4 separate regions of the Homo sapiens genome follow, and regions 2, 3 and 4 are each linked to region 1. The links are chromatin contacts, found by Hi-C or POLR2A ChIA-PET in ENCODE. All regions are on one chromosome and are shown on one strand. The core of a region is the stretch at or near the end of the contact, and the rest is flanking DNA. Distances in the headings are between cores, read along the strand shown.

Evidence for each region. A loop is a pair of places that touch in the nucleus more often than their neighbours do. ChIA-PET counts read pairs that join two places held with the same protein, here RNA polymerase II (POLR2A). Pooled maps may share reads with other maps.
Region 2: a loop to region 1 is called in a map with no recorded cell type, with 6 times the contacts of the local background. The contact joins the promoter of HKDC1 here to the promoter of SAR1A in region 1. A Hi-C loop is called at or near these places in 1 of 37 single-sample maps with no recorded cell type and 5 of 50 pooled maps. POLR2A ChIA-PET finds 5 or more read pairs at or near these places in 1 of 52 experiments (HEK293T).
Region 3: a loop to region 1 is called in a pooled map, with 12 times the contacts of the local background. The contact joins the promoter of HK1 here to the promoter of SAR1A in region 1. A Hi-C loop is called at or near these places in 1 of 37 single-sample maps with no recorded cell type and 8 of 50 pooled maps. POLR2A ChIA-PET finds 5 or more read pairs at or near these places in 2 of 52 experiments (activated CD4-positive, alpha-beta T cell and activated T-cell).
Region 4: a pooled map shows a loop between it and region 1 (6-fold over the local background). The contact joins the promoter of PCBD1 here to the promoter of SAR1A in region 1. A Hi-C loop is called at or near these places in 7 of 50 pooled maps. POLR2A ChIA-PET finds 5 or more read pairs at or near these places in 2 of 52 experiments (CD4-positive, alpha-beta T cell and PC-3).

Annotation. Positions count from the first base shown.
Region 1 is chr10:70,169,127-70,171,996 of GRCh38, reverse strand. It overlaps SAR1A (secretion associated Ras related GTPase 1A), which reads left to right and starts at 1,483. Exons shown (of 7, transcript NM_020150.5): 1 at 1,483-1,584. RefSeq lists enhancers at 989-1,068, 1,202-1,858, 1,859-2,517 and a silencer at 1,199-1,558.
Region 2 is chr10:69,218,985-69,221,854 of GRCh38, reverse strand. It overlaps HKDC1 (hexokinase domain containing 1), which reads right to left and starts at 1,523. Exons shown (of 18, transcript NM_025130.4): 1 at 1,357-1,523. The coding sequence starts at 1,419. The region is part of intron 4 of LOC101928994 (a long non-coding RNA gene); the gene reads left to right.
Region 3 is chr10:69,317,352-69,320,221 of GRCh38, reverse strand. It overlaps HK1 (hexokinase 1), which reads right to left and starts at 1,375. Exons shown (of 18, transcript NM_000188.3): 1 at 1,212-1,375. The coding sequence starts at 1,274. RefSeq lists enhancers at 792-841, 2,132-2,361 and a silencer at 1,142-1,821.
Region 4 is chr10:70,887,109-70,889,978 of GRCh38, reverse strand. PCBD1 (pterin-4 alpha-carbinolamine dehydratase 1) reads left to right here and starts at 1,414. Exons shown (of 4, transcript NM_000281.4): 1 at 1,414-1,448. The coding sequence starts at 1,446. RefSeq lists silencers at 1,298-1,547, 1,878-2,157.

The DNA of each region.
Region 1 (2,870 bases), core at 234-2,733:
CCACTCAGCTCCCTGAGTATTGCTGGAGTCCCAGGTGCTACTTTAGTTTTATTTCTGCATGTACTTTAGTCATTTCTGTACTTTGCTCTGTTCCATTGTGTTTTTTGTGTGTGTGTGTTTGTGCATGTGCACGCACACCAGTTTTAATAACTTAGGCTCTATAATATGTTTTAATATCCAACAGGGTTAGTTCCCACCTCCTTGTTCTTCATTTTGAAAGCCTGTTTCTGGACTAGTTTTGTTTGGTTTTCTATACGAATTTTAGGAACAAATAGGGTAATTAAAAAAAAAGAACGAAACCACACACGACCTATTAATCCTATTAGTACTTTTATTGGGATTATGTTAAATTTAAATTTTACTAAAGGAGAATTGAGATCTTCATGAACCCACAGACGTCATTCATCTTTCCATTAGACTGTTTTATTTGTAAAATGAGAGTAATAATAGTACCAATCTCGTGGGACTGTCCTGAGAATTAAATGAGAAAATGCATGCGAAATATACTGGGGTGAACACGTTGCTTTGCCACTTAGCTGTGTGAACTTGGGCATGGTAGGTTATTCTGAACATTGCTCTCTCATTTGTCAATAAGGATAATACTAGCATCTGGAGTCACAGGACTCCAATGACGGTGAAATTAGACAAAGCGTGCAAAGTACCCAGTGCTCTGCCTGGAACATAAGTGCACAATAAATATTAGCTGTTTTTCTGTTTTTCTAAAACATAGGCCACCCCAGGGCAAGGAAGTGCGACTCAAAGCAAAAGCAGCTGGGCGCGGTGGCTCACGCCTCTCATCCCAGCATTTTGGAAGGCCGAGGCCAGCGGATCACTTGAGGTCAGAAGTTCGAGACCAGCCTGGCCAACACGGTGAAACCTGTCTCTGTAAAAATACAAAAAAATTAGCCAGGTGTGGTGACATGCGCCTGTAGTTCCAGCTACTCGGGAGGCCGAGGTATGAGAATCGCTTGAATCCGGGAGGTGGAGGTTGCAGTGAGCCGAGATCGCGCCACTGCACTCCAGCCTGGGCGACAAAGTGAGACTCCGCCTCAAAAAAAAAAAAAAAAAAAAAAAAAGCAAGGAAGAAAAAAAGCAAAAGCTTGGAGGGATCCACCTCAAGTGGAGGGCCCCAAGGTCAACTCATCTTTCCCAGGACCTATGTCACCGTCGGTACCCACTTCTGACTTTCCTGGTGCGTCTGGAATGGGAAGCCGCGATCCCGAGTGTACCAGGCCGCTCAGGGACTCCAGGACCCAGCCCCGGACCCAGGGTTCCGGCGCTGCCACGTCTCGCGCGGTCAGCTAGCCAGACGGGAGCAGGCGGGGCCGAGGCGGGGCCAGACCCCGAGCGCGCTTTGTCACGCCTTATGCCCGCCCCTCCGCGGCCCGAGTCGCTGGTGGGACGGCACCGGGGCAGAGAGGCGTAACGCTGTGAGGGGGCGGGGCCCATTACGCGCCCGGAAGTCCCGGGGAGGGGTGTGACGTACATCCGGCGAGTAGCTGGCGGTCCCGGGTGCTGCTGGTTAGTGTGCTCTGAGGGAGGGTCCGAGCCAGCCGCTGTTTTGCCGGAGGAGCCCCTCAGGCCGTGAGTCTGAGGGTCGCGTCGGGGAGGGGAGTTGGGGCTCGAGGGGCTGGGACGGAAGGCGGGGAGGTCGGAGCGGAGGCTGGCCCTGGCGGGGTTGGGTGGGGGGGAAGTGACACGCAGGCGGTTCTGTGGGGCCGCGGGGCTGATTCTGGGCGGGGACGGGACAACTTGGCCAGATCTGCTCCGTCCCCTGCTGTCCTCTTTGCCTGGGGTCCACTTGCATTCCGCTCGGGGGTCTCGCAGCTGCTGGGCCGGATAACAGTTTCTTGTCTGTACCGTGCGCTCCGGTTTACGAAATGGCTCCATGTCCTCTGTCTCGGAAGAGCCTCACAGCCCTCGGTGAGGCGGGTGGGAGCCCTTTATGATTATCCTTGTTTTGTAGACTCGGAGACTGAGGCTGGCCAAGGCTCCGCAGTTAGCGAGTGTGAGCGCTCGAACCTGGTCTACAGGCCCCTAGTCCAGGGCTTACCCCCAAGTCAGCGCTTGGTTGTCTTCCGATGGCCCGGGTCGAACCCTGTATTTTCTCCTTCTCCCTTCCCCTTTTCCCCTGTCTGGTCTCTGCATGGAAAAATTTCCTTATGTGCATTTGACATGGATTAGCGTTTTCTTCACGATTCTAGCCAGTGGGTCAGGAGCATCTTTGTCTTGTTGATTCCATCGGCTTCGGTTGCGACAGGGGGCTTAGGGAGATTCGCCATGGGGCTGACCTTTGACATTTACCCCGCAGCTAAGCAGAGTTAGCTAAAAGCCAGCCGCCTACTACCCCAAATCTGCCTGGAATGGCGTCTTAAAGTTGCCCTGATTATGTATAACAAGTAATGCGTAAATTTTTAAATTGGCTAATGGTCAGATTGGTGCCCTCCTTTTCTATTAACATTTGTTTGAATCATTTAGCCCTGGAATTCGCAAGTTTTCATTTTAGGTACATTAATAGTGTTTTGTTGATAGTTTAGAGACCTACCTTAAATTTTAGATTACTCTTAACTTCTCGTAAGGTGGTACAATGGACCAAGAATAGAAAATAAATAGAATGCTAGTTATTAAAATACCATTCAAAAGATGTGATGAGTTGTAAGGAAGAGAACTTCGGAAGATCATCCTCTGTGTAGTTGGTGGGTTAAAGAAGTTTTAGTTTTTTTTTTTTTCCCCAGCAATTTTGTGGTTTGGGTTTGAATTTTATGTACTGTTAACAGGAAGAGCTTAGGCTTTGGTGTTAGAGATGAGGGTTTAAGCCCTGGCACTATTACTTTTTCAACTGAGCCGTCTTAAAGGACTCAGCAAAACTA
Region 2 (2,870 bases), core at 274-2,773, 950 kb after region 1:
CTCAAGCCATCCTGCCACCGCAGCCTCCCGAGTAGTTGGGACTGTAGGCACACACCACCATGACCGGCTAATTTTTACATGTTTTGTAGAGATGGGGTTGCTCCATGTTGCCCAGGCTGGTCTCAAACTCCTGACCTCAAGTTTGAGATGAGATCTGCTCATCTCAGCCTCCCAGTGTATGCAGATTACAGCCGTGAGCCACGGTGCCTGGCCTCCTTATTCATTTTGTAAAGCAGGAGGGAGTCATGGCACAGCAGAAAGCATTGAAGGAAGAGTCAGCCAACTTGGATTTAATCCTCATTCCATCCTAAATACTTGGTGACCTTGGCTAAGTCCTCCTGCTAGGAGGACTTCTGTCATCTGCACTTTGAGAGATGCTTTTTGCCCAGGGCCGTGACAGCCAGCCGGTGTGGCCAGAGTAGCAGACTGGGCTCATTTTAGCTGCCTGGAAAGAACCCTGGTTCCCTCCTGTTGACCCTTGGCAACCTTTAACCAGCCCACTTTGGAATGAATTTTGTAGACAAGTTCCCTGAGCAAAGTGACAAAATAATGCACACCATGAATAGTGTACCATTGGCAAATAGCAGGTGCCAATAATAGATATTTCAATTACTGTCTATTGCAACTCACACCTTCTTGCTGCCCACATTTATATGCTTTCAAATACATGAACAAACAGATCTGCCCCAACAGTTCTTTTTTTTTAGATGAAGTCTCACTCTTGTCCCCTAGGCTGGAGTGCAATGGCGCGATCTCGGCTCACTGCAACCTCCACCACCTGGGTTCAAGCGATTCTCCTGCCTCAGCCTCCCGAGTAGATGGGATTACAGGTGCCCGCCACCACACCCAGCTAATTTTTGTATTTTTAGTTGAGACGGGGTTTCACCATGTTGGCCAGGCTGGTCTCGAACTCCTGACCTCAGGTAATCCGCCCACCTCGGCCTCCTAAAGTGCTAGGATTACAGGCGTGAGCCACTGCGCCCAGCCTTCTGCTCCAACAGTTCTTAAAACTTCTTTGAAAATGATTCTCCTCGCCTTTGTGGCCTTTCCGAGCAAACATCCCTTACAGCAAACACAATCCTCTTCAAGCTTTCCAAACACCCTCCTCACCCGCTTCCGCATCCAATACCTGCCAGGAAGTTCCGAGTGAAGTGTAAGGTTCAGGACAGTAATGCAATGCCCAGGAGTGTGGGAGAATTACTCCCTCTTCCCTCAGTGAGTCTTTTACTGGTCATATGCTCCCAGTATCTTTTCTAATAAGCTCTCTTCACTCCCTTCTGATTTTTTTTTTAAGGGAATCAGTTTTGTCCGTGAAGAAGGAGCTGGGCATCTCTCAGCTTCGTGGGTCCTCCTTACCTTCTTGATCTGGTCCTCCTTCAGCTTGCTGAAGTAAAATGCCATCAAGTGGACCGCAAACATTTTCCCCAAGTTTGGTTTCTCCTGAGATGGGCAGAGATTCCTGTGCAGTGTTCACTCCTACGACTCTGGAGTGTTGCACGCTTCCAGTCCAGGCTGGCAGACCTCCTGGGGAGCGAGGTGTTGCGGACTAAATACCTCCAGCCTGCTTGGTTCAATGATTAAACTCCCCCCCACCCCACCCCTTTGGTCCCTCCCTCTGGCACACACTTGATTGTCTAATAGGAGGCTCTGGATGGTAGCTGAGGTTTAGTGGAGGGGGAAGCAGGGTATTGATGGGTTGCTTGACTACTTGAGAATTGGGTGCCACCAAATCTCATTGCTAAGCAACCCTCTCAAGCCGGGGCTCTGCCAAGCCCACTCAGCCGAGGAAAATCTTCTGCGAAGTTGGGCACTAAACAAAGCCAACTTTCAACCGGTGGAGCTGCTCTGCAAATTTCCAGTCCCAGGCTTTTCTCTTTAGTTTTTTATGCCAGTGGCATAACTCTGTGACCCCCTGCTCCTCAGAAGCACTGAACTAACTAAAACTAAACATTGTCCTGGTCAATGGGATTTCAAGAATGTTGGGGCAGATTCTTCCATTTGTGACAGATCAGATCTCTTAACTAATAGCCCATGGTTAACAGAAAATGATCAATAAATGTTTACCTATTCACAGTGTTAAGCCAGAAAATCTTTAGTTCACAGGTAGTGACCCAGGAAAAAATATTCCTGAGAAAGAGTGAACTGAAGTCACCAGTGCTCACTGGGAATCACTGCTGGAGAGAAGGAAGTCACAGATAAGAAATGTCTCAGTCCAGCCGGGTGCAGTGACTCACGCCTGTAACAATCGCAGCACTTGGGGAGGCCGAGGCAGGCAGATCATGAGGTCAGGAGTTCGAGACCAGCCTGGCCAACATGGTGAAACCCCATCTCTACTAAAAATACAAAAAACTTAGCCAGGAGTGGTGGCAGGTGCCTGTAATCCCAGCTACTTGGGAGGCTGAGGCAGGAGAATCACTTGAACCTGGGAGGCAGAGGTTGCAGTGAGCCGAGATCGCGCCATTGCACTCCAGCCTGGGTGACAAGAGCAAAACTCCATCTCAAAAAAAGAAAAAAAAGAGAAATGTCTCAGGCCACTGAGATGTTTTATTCACTCACTTCTCACTCATCATACTTGACATGAGAAGGACCCAGAAAGCACCCAATACATGGGTACAATCAACCTTGCACTCTTCCCACAGTCACTGGCTGGCTAATGAAACCAATAACAACAGCGTTAACAACAGCGGCTAACATGGATGGAGCATTTACCAATCCCATTTTGTTTTTATTACTCTTGTTATTATTATTTTTTAGACAGGGTCTCATTCATCCCCCAGGCTGGAATGCAGTCGTGGAATCATGACTCGCTGCAACATCAGCCTTCTGGGCTCAGGTGATCCTCCCATCTCAATCCCCAGGGTAGCTGGGGC
Region 3 (2,870 bases), core at 126-2,625, 850 kb after region 1:
CACTGGGAGACCTGGATCCCCCTGACTGGCTCTGCCTCTAACTCACTGGGTGACCTTGATAAGGTCGCTGCCCTCAGTAGGCCTGTTTCCTATGGTGCCAGATGAGGGAGTCATCTTAGATGCACAGGAAGAGGATGGAACACCCTATGGCTTGCCGGGCAGAAAATCAAGGCCTGTCACTCCTGCCTTTCACCTGTAGAACTCCACCTGTCTGAACGCCAAAGTCAAGATGACTTTGCCAGTCCATCCCAGCTAACCCCAGCAATAACGTCACCACGTTCAGGGTGGGTGGGCCTGGAGCCTGTACCAGACCTGGCACTGATAAAACGGGCGTCTTTCCCTACAGCTTAGGCTGTTTCTTTAAAATATGGTAGCACAGCTGGCAGAAGAGACAAATACACCTTTAAGACCTGCCAGCGGACAGTATTTTACACTAAGATGTCAAAGGCAACAACACCTCAGGACAGGAGGATGCATGCGTCCAAGTGCTAGAACAAGCATGCCACAGGCGTCCACCCAACTCAAATGACCAGTCGCTTATTTGAGCTCCTGTGCTGGCTAGAAATTACAGCTTAAGAGGAATAAAAAATTCCATTCAGACGTGCCGCTCCAGACACGAGGCCTATGAGCAAAGTTTCCGGTGGCCTCGCCGCCCCTCCCCGTTCCGGGAAGCCGGGCGGGTCACCTCGTCCTCAGATTAACGAGCAGCTCAAACAACTGGGAGAGCCCGGCGACAGCTTCTCCGGGGCACCCGACACCCTCCGCCAGGAACCCCAAATATGGGAGGCCTGGCCTCCAGCCAGCACCCCCGCCTGCTGCTCGATCACCTCCCCAGCATCTCCATGATCACACCTCCTCCCACGGCGCTCGGACCCTCCCGAACAGGCCCTGCGGAAGGGCCCACCGGCCACCTCCCCGCACAGCCCGGGGGCCTATCTGACATCCAGGGCCCGTTTCAAGGACACTGCAGCAGGCAGCCCGGTCTCGGGGGTCTTCCGCCCGATTGCCCCCCTCCCAAAAACGCACACACACAGAGACACTGACAATGCCGGTAGAATCGAAGGCGAAGGCTTTCCTTGCGCCCTGCAGTCCAACTCGATGCTGGCCCGGAGAAGGCCGGGCGCCGGAGGATGGAGGCAGCGGAGGCGGCGAGCGGATGCCGGAACGCAAGGCTGCGGCCAGGACCAGCGGCGGCGCGGGCGGGGGCTCACCTTTTTGACCTGGTCATCCTTCAGCTCCGTGAAGTAATAGGCCAGGAGCTGCGCGGCGATCATGCTGGCGGTCGGGGTCGCGGGGCGGCAGGCGTGGGGACGGTCGGTCCTCCGCAGCCCTGGCGAGCCGTGGTCCTCCGGCGGCTGCTCGGCGGCTCCTCCTCCTCCTCCTCCCCCGGCTCCTCCCCCTCGGCCCGGGGCGCGGCGACAGCTCGCGCGCTCCCGGTCTCCGCGCTCCCGTCCCCTGGAGGGTGACAGCCGCCAGCCGACCCACCTCCTCCACGCCCATTGGTTGCGGCGCGCCTCTGCAACGCCCGGCGGTGGCGTCCCGGCCGGGGAGCGGGGACGCGGCGGCCGCTCCCTCCTGCGCCGGAAAGGGGGCGGGCGACGCAGCGAAATCCCCCCCGACCCCGCATCATCCTGCACGTCCCCCACGTAGGGAGCCGATGCGGGCCTTCACGCGTGGCGGCGCCGTGCCCGGGTGGGCCGTGCCAGGCGGGGAGGTGCGAGGCGCAGGCAGGAGGCACCGCCCGGCTCCGCCGGGACGAGAAGCCCCTAGGGCTAGTCTAGGGACTGGCAGCCCCGGGGGCACGAAGGCGGTCCCATTCCTCGGAAATGAGGGCTCGCCCCTAGGAGTCCGGTGGACGCCGAGGTGCCGGAGGGGACTTGCAGAAGTGGGCGTGGAAAGCGGGCGGAAGCGGGAGCCGGGGACGCTACGCAGTCCTCGCACCCGGGTCCCGCGCCTTCCTCACCCAGGCCGAACGCACCGGCCTACCTGGGTCTTCAGCGGCAGTGCATCACCTCTCCCCGGCGTGCCCCGCCTAATCTCCAGCTGGCAGATTTGTATTGCTGAACCCAAAGCGACACCCCAGAGCACCCGCCCCCGAGTCACCAGCTCCGGTGGCTCTCCCTCAGGGCGCACTCCCTCTGGGCGGGACTTGGGCCACAGGTCGTGGCCTGTCCCCATCCTCTGGGCCTCCTCTTGCTCTTGGGCATCCAGGCCCACTGGGACTTGGGGCACGGTTCAGCGCCCCTTCCCAGGTGCCGTGTTTTCTACTTTCCCAGAGGAAGTTACGTAGGATGGGAGGACTCCCTAGAGGTGCTACCAGGACAGCCACTTTAGGATTCTTAGATTAATTATTTCTGTGTTCCGGAAGCCTCCAGGAGCTTTAGTGCCTTACAAAATGACATGTAATGAGCTCAAATATACAAACAAGTTGTTGCTATTCTGGTTAGACAGGTAAGGAAATTGAAGCTCAGTGAGGCCTCAGTCTTGCTGGACTTTATACAGCCAGGAAGTTGTAGATCTAGGATCACAGCTTGGATCTGTGAGTCTTTGAAGCAGGTGCTCACCTCTAGGGTTTGCTGTGGTCCCAGTTGTATAGAGCCCCTCTGCCTAAATAGGTCACTTTCCTGCAACCAAGTCTGCACCATATGGTGCCCTGAGATCCAACCCCCAACCTCTACCCTAGCTCTTGACTTTAGGAGTCCCTAGCCCTTGACCAGGCCTAGCAAAGGTACAGTCAAATCAGAGGGAGGGATGACGTAGGTTCAGGGGCCTGACAGCCACCATCACCCACAGAAAAGGAGGAGCTTAGATGCAGTCCTGAGGCCCCAGCTTCCTGTCCAGGTCACAGTCCCCACCCCCTGCCTTAGGGC
Region 4 (2,870 bases), core at 165-2,664, 720 kb before region 1:
ATCTGGATCTATAACTTGAAGCATATAAAAATATTTACTCAAAGTGGATCACAGACTAAATGTAAAACCAAAAGCTATAAAACATAGGAGAAAACTTTTGATCTTGGGTTAGGCCAAGATTTCTATGTGTACAACATCAAAATAGAAATCCATAAAAGAAACATTTGATATATTGGATTTCATCAAAATTAAGAACGTTTGCTCTTTGAAAGGCACCATAAGATAATGCAAAGAAAATATTTGCAAATCACTGCCTGATCATGTCCTTATATCCAGAATAAAACACCCTCAAAACTCGATAAGAAGACAACCCAATTTCTTTTTTAATGGGCAGGAAATTCAAACATGCTATTCAATAAAAAAAACTTATCCTTAGCAAATAAGTACATGAAAAGACATTCAATACAATTACTAATCAAGGAAACTCAAAACCACAATGAGATACTGCTACACACCAATTAAAATTTAAAAGGCTGACTATATCAAGTGTTGGTGAGGACAGAGAACTGCAACCTTCATACACTGCTGCTAGGAATATAAAATGATACAACCATTTTGCAAAACAGTATGGCAGTTTCCTAATAAGTTATAAAAGTCCACCTACCACATGACCCAGGCATTCCATTCCTAAGTGTTTACTCAAGGAAAATTAAAACATACGTACTTTCGAAGATTTGTGCACCATATTCGCAGCAGCTTTATTTGTAATAGCCAAAAGGTAAACAACGCAAATGTCCAATAGTGAATCGCTAAACAAATTGTAGTCTATCTGTACAATGCAATACTATAAAATAAATTTTACTTAGCCATAAAAGGAAGAAACCATTGATATAGGCAACAACATGGCTGAACCCCAAAACAGTTATCCTGCCTAGTATATACTCTATGGTCCATTTACATAAAATTCTAGAAAATGCAAACTAATTTATAGTGACCTAAAGTACATCAGTGCTTGCCTGGCCAGGTGGTTTCGGGAGGAAGGGGTTACCAAAGGGCAAGGGAAAACTTGCAGGGATGATGATATGTTCATAATGTTGATCTCGGTGATGGTCTCACGAGGGAAACATTAAAATTTATCAAATTGTACACGTTGAATATGTGCAATTTATTGCATGTCAATTATATCCAAATAAGAGATTTTTATAAAGAAAAAAATAGGTATTCTGGCGCCCAGGGCCACCCAGCTGTAAGCGGCGGGGTGGGATTCCAACCCAGAAGCGGGCATTTGGAGCCCTCATGCTTCACCCTAGCTCCCTGAAACAAGCACGGAGGATGGCTCTGAGCAGCGAGGAAAGTGCTGGAAGCAAGCAGGCCGAGCGCGTCCCTGGCTGGGGACGTTAATCATTACCGGAGGGCGGCCCGAGCGCGGCCCCGCCCCGGGACGGCAGCCTGCGCGCCCGGCCGCCGCCTGCCCTCTCCGCTGGCCACCTGCTGCCGCCCGCGCCATGGTGAGTCCAGGGGTGCGCGGCCGCGATCGGGGCAGCGGGGCCGGGGCAGCCGCGGGCGAGGTGGGAGCGGGAAGGGGCGGGGGAAAGTCTTTTCGAGTCCCCTGCGGAGCCGCCGGGGTCCGAAAGTGGGGTCTCTGCCCGGCTCTCTGTCGCTGGCGGCGGGGAGGGGAAGCTGAAGCCCTGAGAGGGGCGGTGGCGGGTTCGAATCCCACCCAGTTGGGAGGCCAGGCCTGCCCTGACCCCGGCCAGTGCTTGTTCCGGGACCCTTCCGGGGGCGGGGCCTACGACCTTCCTGGGCCGGGGAAGACAGTCGTGGAGGAGTCCACGGATCTCGTCCCCTTGGTGGCCCGATTCTGCTTTATACTGGGGTGGGAGCGAGAGGGAGGCTGAGTTTGCGCGCTCGTGTGCGTGCCTGTCCGCTGCCCCTTCCCGCTGGCACTCTGGGTACGGGGTCTGCCTGGGACTCACGCTCTGCGCCGGTATGCTGGCCCCAGAGCCACTCCCCGCGCCGGCTTGAGGCCCGTGCCAGGCCACGGGGGCTTGGTGGCGCTGGAGCAGCCCTCCTCCCGTGAGCTTCCCCCACCCACCCCCGGGGCGGGGGCGGGGGCGGGGCCCTTGCTCTGCTGTAAGCTCGCGAGCTTCATCAGACCATTTCTGGTCCACAGGCCTTCGGAGCAGGCAAGACTGGGAGGGCCTTTTGATAGGAGAGGGACTTGGGGGAGGGAGGATGAGTGGGGCTGTTTGTGAGGGGCGCTGAGGTCCCAGAGATGCAGGCTTGGGAAATCGGTAACCACTCCCCACACCTCGCCAGAGGAGGCAAACGGGGCAGCGTCCCCCTCTCTGTCTCCAGAGCCGGCACCTGGAAGGTTTGTCAGTTCAGCCGCAGGCTGTGCGACCTGGGGGGTTCCAGAAGGCTCTACCGAGAAAGGGAAGCCTCCTAAGAGCTCACCTGGACTCACCCACCCCTTTAAGAGCCAAGGAAGTAAACAGTGGGCTCTGATGCTTTGGCTGACTTCTGGTTGTCTAGATACACGGACCAGGCGGTCAGCCACGGGGAGAAGGCCAGCTCTGGAGTAGAGACCTACCTACTGGGCAGATGATGCAAATCGCTGCTGCCATTCAATCCCTATAGTCATCCAGAGCCGAGGGGAAGAGAGGGGCCAAGCTACATCAGTCCAGAGAGAGCTCACGTTTTCAGGAGGGAAAACAGCAGGGAAAAAAGACGGACTTAGGAAAGCACTGCGATGCTTCAGCTACCCCAAATGCTACCAGGCCCATCACAAGCCTGCTTGCCTTAGGAAGTTTTTTTTTTGTAATGCAGATGACATTTGCTTTATAGCAGTGGAGTTTCCTAAAGTGTCCCATTGGCACCTCATGATGATCTGTGGAGGTGGAGGTTCTGCCAAGAGAGGTACAGCCACC